Linked DNA regions of Homo sapiens: region 2 is linked to region 1. A link is a contact called in ENCODE Hi-C or POLR2A ChIA-PET data. All regions are on one chromosome and are shown on one strand. Each heading gives the region's core, a stretch centred on a gene start or an enhancer-like site at or near the end of the contact. The rest is flanking DNA. Distances are from core to core; before and after follow the strand shown.

What was found. Hi-C counts contacts between places; a loop is a spot of excess contacts on that map. ChIA-PET counts read pairs that join two places held with the same protein, here RNA polymerase II (POLR2A). Pooled maps may share reads with other maps.
Region 2: a loop to region 1 is called in a pooled map, with 8 times the contacts of the local background. The contact joins the promoter of TRIM65 here to the promoter of TSEN54 in region 1. A Hi-C loop is called at or near these places in 2 of 37 single-sample maps with no recorded cell type and 8 of 50 pooled maps. POLR2A ChIA-PET finds 5 or more read pairs at or near these places in 3 of 52 experiments (H1, HEK293 and activated CD8-positive, alpha-beta memory T cell).

What each region holds. Positions count from the first base shown.
Region 1 is chr17:75,515,278-75,517,777 of GRCh38, reverse strand. It overlaps TSEN54 (tRNA splicing endonuclease subunit 54), which reads right to left and starts at 1,250. Exons shown (of 11, transcript NM_207346.3): 1 at 1,162-1,250; 2 at 868-1,032; 3 at 706-769; 4 at 534-617; 5 at 123-221. The coding sequence starts at 1,217. It overlaps CASKIN2 (CASK interacting protein 2), which reads left to right and starts at 2,241. Exons shown (of 20, transcript NM_020753.5): 1 at 2,241-2,377. RefSeq lists silencers at 1,012-1,391, 1,782-2,391 and an enhancer at 1,176-1,470.
Region 2 is chr17:75,895,196-75,900,752 of GRCh38, reverse strand. It overlaps TRIM65 (tripartite motif containing 65), which reads left to right and starts at 3,802. Exons shown (of 6, transcript NM_173547.4): 1 at 3,802-4,229. The coding sequence starts at 3,816. It overlaps MRPL38 (mitochondrial ribosomal protein L38), which reads left to right. Exons shown (of 9, transcript NM_032478.4): 7 at 1,079-1,237; 8 at 1,459-1,595; 9 at 1,767-2,109. The coding sequence ends at 1,903. RefSeq lists enhancers at 2,668-3,375, 3,376-4,085 and silencers at 3,453-3,932, 3,963-4,532.

The sequences.
Region 1 (2,500 bases), core at 1-2,500:
ATAGCCCTCGTCTGCCCTGCAGCCCCAGCATGTGACACTGTGCCTGGCACCTTATGGGTACTTGTCAATACTCATTGATTCAGTGGATGGGTGGCTCCCGGAGGCGGGGTGGTGGCAGATACCTGGTACTGCAGGAAGGTCACAGTGTGGTCGGTCAGCAGCAGCTGGTAAGCTTCCTGGATAGACAGTGGCAGGTCTTGGTGGAAGAGGTGGATGGAGCCCTGGAAGTGGGGCCAACAGCTCAGCTTATGAGCCCTCACTACAGTGCCACAGAGGAATGGGGCAACTTCCCAGCTCTGATACCTCCCCCTCCCCCTCTCAGCAGCGCATCAAGAATGTGGCCAACCAGGAAAGTGGGGCAGCATCACTAATGTGGACTGGAATCCCTGCTCCCTGCAACGTACCACCTCCTGCTTTAGAAGTTTGGTTATCAGTTCTCTAAAGACCGGGTTGTGTGTGCTTTTTCTCCGATAAAACGTGTCCTTCCCGTTCTTTGGTCCCAACTCCTTCCCCACCTCCCGGGCCCCACTTACACACTCCAGAAGATACAAGGCCTCTTCCGGGTGAAGGCGCTGCCGGCCCTGCTCTGAGAAGCCCATGGTCTGCCAGAATTTGCCCTGTGTGGGGCCCAGAGCAAGTGTCACAAGGGAGGGAGGGCAGGGAGGGCAGGGAGGGCGGTCCCCGGTCCCCGAGCCCGCCGCTCACCGCGGGAGACTTCAACTCCACGAAGCCCTCTTCTGGCCTCCACTCGGCAGCCACCAAGCTGCCCCTGGCGAGGAGTGGGGAGGGGTCTGCGTCAGTCCATTCCGGAGACCCCGCGGCCCGCCTCGCCCCCGCTTCCCTTACCCCTGGGCCCGCCCCTCTCACAGGCGCTCCACGCGCTGCTCTGCCAGCAGCTGCCAGAGCTCTTCCCGGCACCGGCGCAGCCGCTCGGCCTGAGCTGCCGAGCCGTCGGGCAGAAAGTCCTTGGGGCCATGCGAGCGCTGGGGCAGCTTCTGCGACCGCGAGCGGGCGGCGAAGAGCTCCCGGGCGCTGGGGGAGAAGGGGACGCGGGGTCAGCGCCGCGCATCGGGGGCCGCCTGGCCGGGTCCCGGGCGCCGGTTTCCCTACCCGCGCTGGCCCCGCGCCCCCGACACCCACTCCGGCCGGGCCGCGCCGCACCTGAGCACGCGCCCCGCGGGAACCTCCACGGCCGCGGGCTCGGGCTCGGGCTCCATCCCGCCGCCGCCTGCCGCTGCGCGCGCCGCCACGCCCCGCCCACCGCCGGAGCTCCGCGCTGCCCTAGTGCCCGCCGATCCGCAATGCCGCGGCAGCCCCGCCCCCTGCACCGCCCCAGCCCGCTCTGCGCCCTCCTGATTGTCCCCGGTCCTAGCGCCCGCCCGGAAGCGCACCCCGACGCCGGGTCTGGGAGCTCAGCCCGCAGGTTGCTGGAGATGCAGAAGGCCCCTCTTTTGCCCCTAGCCCTCCTCGGGGCTTCTCTCCAGTAAAGCCTGAGGAGCCGGCGTCTGGAGTGCAGTGCGAATGGTCACACTTGTGACCGCCCCTCTGCAGCCTCGCGCTGCTTAGTCCCCACCGCCCGGGCTGGGCAAGGAGGGCAGAAGGGCTCAGGGAAGGACGAGCGGAGGGTGTGCAAATTCCGACTTTGCAGGCCGAAGGCCACCCGGGAACTGTCAGGAGCGGTCCGGGGAGGTTCGCCATTCCTTCGGTGTCTTCCGTCCGGTCCCTACGGCTGGGCTCCGAAGCCAGGTTTCGAGGGCCGGGGGCGGGAGGCGCTGTCCGGCCCACGACGGTGCTGAAGCGCCACCTCCGCCCGGCACGAGCGCCTCCTCGAGGCTGGGGTCCCCGCACTGGTGCCGTCCGCTAGGTGGTGCCATTGCCCGGCCGGCGGCTGCGGGTGGGCGACGCCGGCCGCAGACGGGGGGTACTGCAAGTGGGGTCCCGCGTCTTGGTTGCCAACCCCCTTCACATTACGTCTTCTCTCCCACCAGTCAGACCCGGGGTGTCTAGCCCTTGGGTCTAAGTCCAGAGCCCCAGGTCACCTCTGCCCCCGCGCCCCCCGCCCCTCCGTTTCACCTGGGCGCATGCGCTGATCCGGTCAGCGCCCCCGGTCCGGGCGGGCACGAGTTGGGGCGGGATCTGGCGCGGATGGGGGCGGAGCCGCCGGTGCTGACTGACAGCCTGACTGCGCGGCCGGGACGGTCCCTCCGTTCCCGATCCGGCGGGAGGGAGGGGGGAGGGGCGGGATTTCCTGCGGGAGGCGCCGAGCCGGCCTTGGAAAAGGAGAAGGAGAAAGGGGGGCAGGGGGGAGTGGGAGCCACCGTCCTGAGTGCCAGGGACCGAGCAGGGCCAGCCGGACCCCGGCGGGCGGCCGGGAGAGGTGAGGCTGCGGGGCCCGCGCTGGGGGTCAGCGCCCCTGGGGGCGGGCGCAAACTAACTTTTCTTGCGGGGTCGGCGGGCACCTCCATCTCCCCGCTCCTTCCGTCCTCCTCGCGCCCCTTTT
Region 2 (5,557 bases), core at 2,553-5,052, 380 kb before region 1:
CATCTTTTCTTTTCTTTTTTTTTTTTTTTTTTGAGACAGGGTCTCACTCTGTCCCCCAGGCTGGAGTACAGTGGTGCAATCATGGCTAATTGCAGCCGCTAACTCCTGGGCTCAGGTGCTCTTCCCACCTCAGTCTCCTGAGTAGCTGGGACTACAGGTGCAAACCACTACACCCAGCTAATTTTTGTATTTTTTTATAGAGACAGGGTTTCACCATGTTGCCCAGGCTGGTCTCCTGAGCTCAAGCGATCTGCCCGCCTCCGCCTCCCAAAGTGCTAGGATTATAAGCGTGAGCCACCATGCCTGGGCCCTTCGTCTCTAAACTCATTTCTTCACCTGTAAAACTGGGATAATGGCACCACATGCCTTACTCAGCGTGAGGTGGACTGTGACAGTCACGTGGGAGAAGGAGCGGGAGAGGCCTAGCAGCTGTGGCGTCCCCCAGGTGCTCCTTGAACCACTGGGCGCTCCTTCCCTGGGCCCAGACTGGGCGGCCTTCCATCTTGGTAGCTTTTGGCTCTGAACACCAGGCCAGGGGGCAGAGGTCAGGCCAGTGACCCCAACTTTGAGCCTTCTGGTTAACTGGGGACAGTGACTGGGAGGCTGGTTTCCGTCATTTTTATTCAACTGTTACCAGCCTATGCGGCAGGACCCTCTGGGGATTTGTGCCTGAGGCGTTGGCCGCCCCTGTGCCAGGCTGGGCACACACTCCCTGACGAGGTCCTGGAGACTTCAGGACGCAGAGGGAAAAGCAGCCAAAAGTGGCCTGGCTTTCTAGCCTCAGTGACTGTGGCGGACCCACCGGCTCCCGGGGCCTGGAAGCGGCTGCATGGCCTTGCTGTCAAGCTGATGCTCTCTGGAGCCCTGTCCCCCACTCGGAGCTCCTCCAGCCCGCTTCCCGTATTTGCAGCATGTCCCGGCGTTCACAGAGCTTGGCTGCCTCCTCTGTCCCAGGAGAGAGATGCTTAGAGCTGTCCTCCCAGGGAGTCATGTCAGCCTCTAGGGTGTGCATGGAGCTGAGGGGACACTCCTGCTGCCTCCCTGGAGTGGTAATTAACCGGGACTTTCCTCCTCCCAGAACCAACATCCCGGGTAACCGGGTGGCTGAAGGACAGGTGACGTGTCCCTACCTCCCCCCCTTCCCTGCCCGAGGCTCCGGCATCCACCGTCTTGCCTTCCTGCTCTTCAAGCAGGACCAGCCGATTGACTTCTCTGAGGACGCACGCCCCTCACCCTGGTAATCTACACCACCCACACATAACCCGGCCTCAGGCCAGCTCCCCTGGAACGGTCACTCTTGCTCAGTTCTCTCTTGACCTCAGCCTTGAGACTGGCAGAAGAGCAGGATAGGGTGCTAGCAGACTCCCAGGGGCCTCTCAGGGTTACCTGTTGGGGTGGCGGGGTGAGGGGCTCTGGTGCCCCACTCCACACTCTCATACGCTCTCTATCTTCTCATAGCTATCAGCTGGCCCAGCGGACCTTCCGCACTTTTGATTTCTACAAGAAACACCAAGAAACCATGACTCCAGCCGGCTTGTCCTTCTTCCAGTGCCGCTGGGATGACTCCGTCACCTACATCTTCCACCAGCTTCTGGGTAAGGGCCATGGGGCTGGGGCACTGGGTGGGCCTGAGCTCCCAGGCCTCGCCTGCCCTGCCAGGGAGAAGCTTTGTTAGGGGAAGGCTGCGGCAGGTCCCTGGTGGGCAGGCCTCAGCCTGAGGGGGCGCAGGCCAGCAGACCACCCCGTACCCCTCACTCTTCTTGCAGACATGCGGGAGCCGGTGTTTGAGTTCGTGCGGCCGCCCCCTTACCACCCCAAGCAGAAGCGCTTCCCCCACCGGCAGCCCCTGCGCTACCTGGACCGGTACAGGGACAGTCATGAGCCCACCTATGGCATCTACTAAGGAGCCAGAGTGTGCGCATTTCAGAGCATGGGATTGATCGGCAGCAAGAGTAAAGACACAGCTCCAGAGGCCCACACTGTGGGGTCTGGGCCCTGCCTTAGGCAGCCCCCCTCTTTGGCCCCCTCCCGTCAGGCCCAGGGCTTGGAGTGAAAGTGACTCTCAGGTGGTGGGGTGGGGAATGTGAATAAACATGATTTCTTGCCGGGCTTGGTGGCTCACACCTGTAATTCCAACACTGGGAGGCTGAGAAGGGAGGGTCGCTTGAGCCCAGGAGTTCAAGACCAGCTGGCAATATAATGAGACCCTGCCTGTATTTTTTAAAAAAAGGGATTTCTGCCATAGCTGGCCTGGGTCGGTGCTCCAGGGCCAGAGGACCCCGATGGAGCTTCATGGGTGGGAAACGGGCTGCCTCCCACCCCACTAAGTGCGTCCTCACCTCCGTCTTCTGAGGGTGTCAGGGGCCCTGGGATCCGAAGCAAAAGCAGGCAGTGGGCCAAAAACAGGTGTGGCCCAGGGAAGGGAGACATCCCAATCCAGCAGGTTCCTGAAACCCAGCTCCCCGAAAAAGTGGAGCAGAGCAGCTGGGCTCAGGAAGGAGCATTTATTGAGCACTGGCTCTGTGCCTCAGGGGGGTCCCACCGGCCCCTGGAGAGAGAGTGCCTGCCCGAGCACTGACCCTCTGCACAGGCTCCAGCCCCCACCCCATGCTTGGGAGGAGAAGCCACATTAGGTAGGCAACAGCGTGTCTCAAGAGACCTGCTCAGGGTCAGAAAACCCATGGAGTCTTGCGGCTGGATGGTTAGGTGTTTTGTTTCTCCCTTACCAAAAGCAGAAGTCTGGCTAACTAGTAGGTGGAGGGTAGATCCGTGCACTTTGTCCAGAAAGAAACTTCGTCTATGGCCGCACAGAGGACGCAGTGCTTGCTGCAGCAGTGAGAGCTCGTGCCGCCTCAACATCAGCCCAGCTTGGTTAGAAAGGCCGTACTCTCCTGGGGTTCCCCCTGGCCTGATACACACTGTCAGGTAGGTGGGCGCTAGGCCCCAGACCCGCCTTGCCTGCTCAGCTTCAGGGGAAATGCTGGAGTGCCTGTAAATACTGAGGCTGCAGATCAGCTTGGACCCCAGGCAAGGAACTCTCCCCAGCGGAGGGCAGCAGGAAGAGGGGATGCTGATTGCAGATGAAAGCTGGTTTGTGTATTCATTCAGGGCCATTTGAAAAATACCAGTTAACTGGTCCCTGTCTCTTGGTGACCAGACATTTCCATCTCGCTGTTTACTTTAAAAGAACCAAAATTACGTGTAGCCCAGAGAAGGGAGACACCCCAGTCTGGCAAGTGTCCGAAACCCAGCTCCAGGAAAAAGTGCAGCAGTGCTCGGGTCTGCAGGGAGCCCGCCAGCCCGTTTCATCGCCAAGCCCCGGGGGATTGTTGGGGGTGGGGGTCTATGCTGTTAGGCGACTGGCAGATGAGTCCAGAAGAGGTTCCGCGCGGCCCGTGGTCAGAAGCCCGGAGTCCTGGCGGGGTTTTCGAGCCTCTGGTCTCCAGGACCTGGGCTGAAGGCCCAGGGGGGTGGGATGGACCCGCCAGGCTGGGACCCTAGAGAGCCGAACTCAGCTCTCAGCCGGGGTGGCGTGGACCCTAACGGAGGGAGGGGCGCAAGGCGGGAACGCGGAACCTTCGAGCGGGCCAGGCCGAGGTGGGCAGGGGTGGCCTAGGCCCCTGCGGCGGTCGCTCGTCGAGGGTGTCAGAGAAGGGCCTGCCGCCCCCCTCCGCCTTCCCGGGCGCGGATCTCGCCCCGCCCCGCCCGGATCTCGCCCCGCCCCGCGTTAGCCACGCCCAGGCGCCCTCAGCGCGCGAGGCCCGCGGTCCCTTTAAGACGCCCGGGGCCCGCCTGGCTCTCGCCGCCGCCGGGCCATGGCCGCGCAGCTGCTGGAGGAGAAGCTGACCTGCGCCATCTGCCTGGGGCTCTACCAGGACCCAGTGACGCTGCCCTGCGGCCACAACTTCTGCGGGGCCTGCATCCGGGACTGGTGGGACCGCTGCGGAAAGGCGTGCCCCGAGTGCCGGGAGCCCTTTCCCGACGGCGCCGAGCTGCGCCGCAACGTGGCCCTCAGCGGCGTGCTGGAGGTGGTGCGCGCCGGGCCCGCCCGGGATCCCGGCCCCGATCCCGGCCCCGGCCCCGACCCTGCCGCGCGCTGCCCCCGCCACGGGCGGCCGCTGGAGCTCTTCTGCCGGACCGAGGGCCGCTGTGTGTGCAGCGTGTGCACCGTGCGCGAGTGTCGCCTCCACGAGCGGGCGCTGCTGGATGCCGAGCGCCTCAAGCGCGAGGTGACGCATCCGCCGGGAGCGGGAGGGGTCCGGACCCGCCGCAGCCTGGCCACCGCCGGGTGACTCCTGCGGGCCGCGCCCTGCTCTCTCGGGCACCCGGCGGGGGCGGGGAGCCTCATCTGTAAGGGGCTTCTCCCAACCTGGGAGCTGATTATAAAAGTCGTGGGTCTGCCAGGCGCAGTGGCTCACGACTGTAATCCCAGCACTTTGGGAGGCCGAGGCGGGCGGATCACGAGGTCAGGAGATCGAGACCATCCTGGCTAACACGGTGAAACCCGGTCTCTACTAAAAATACAAAAAGTTAGCCGGGCGTGGTGGCGGGCGCCTGTAGTCCCATCTACTCGGGAGGCTGAGGCAGGAGAATGGCGTGAACCCGGGAAGTGGAGCTTGCAGTAAGCCGAGATCGTGCCACTGCACTCCAGTCTGGGCGACAGAGCGAGACTCCGTCTCAGAAAATAAACAAACAAAAAATCGTGGGTCTGTGCATCAGACTGGGATATGCAGCCCGGCCAGTGACACAGGGTGGGTCTCAGAAGCTGCTCGGTGCCCTCTGGATGAACAAAGCCTGGGCGTGAGGCAGCAGCTCCCTGCTCCGTGCCCAAGCGCTAGAGAACCGTCGTGTGTCTCCTGCGCTCCGAGAGCCTCCTTTCATTCGCTGTGCGGGGTTGTGGAGGGCGAGGGGGCTATGGGGGCTGTTGGTAAATGGATCAGACGAGCTCCCTGCCCTTAAGAGACTTAGAATCCACTTAAGAAGTCAGTGTTCCAGTAAGGCGTGAATGTATTATTACAAAATGCAGTGAGGAAAGCACATGGCATGTGATAGAGGGGTTGGGGTGACCCTGCTAAACGGGCCAGGAGGAGGAAGGGGAGGCCGCCTTCAGGCTGGCATGTGAGGATTGAGGAAGCGCAAGCCAGGAGAAAGACCTGGGGAAGAGCATTCTAGGCAGAGGAATCAGCCTGGTCCCGTCTCTGGGATGGGAAAGAACTGGGCACGCGGGGTCCCTAGTGGCAGATTTGTGCCACTGAGATCTGTGGGCCAGGCCCTGGGGGTCAGCAGGGGCAGGATCGGGCAGGGTCCTGGGGGAGTCTGGCTCTTACTGTAGGGTCATGGGGGCCATTATAGGCTTGGAAGCAGGTTGGCACATGATCAGATTTGGGCTTCATGGAGACTGATCACCTGGCTGGGGGCTGAAGGGGGCAGGATGTAAGACCCGAATCGGGTAGGAGTGCAGGGAGGCAAAGAACCAGCTGGGGATCAGGGAAGGGAGACCAAGATGGAGGAGGAGATGAGAAACGCTGAGGGGAAGTGGTACCTTGTGGAGGCGAAA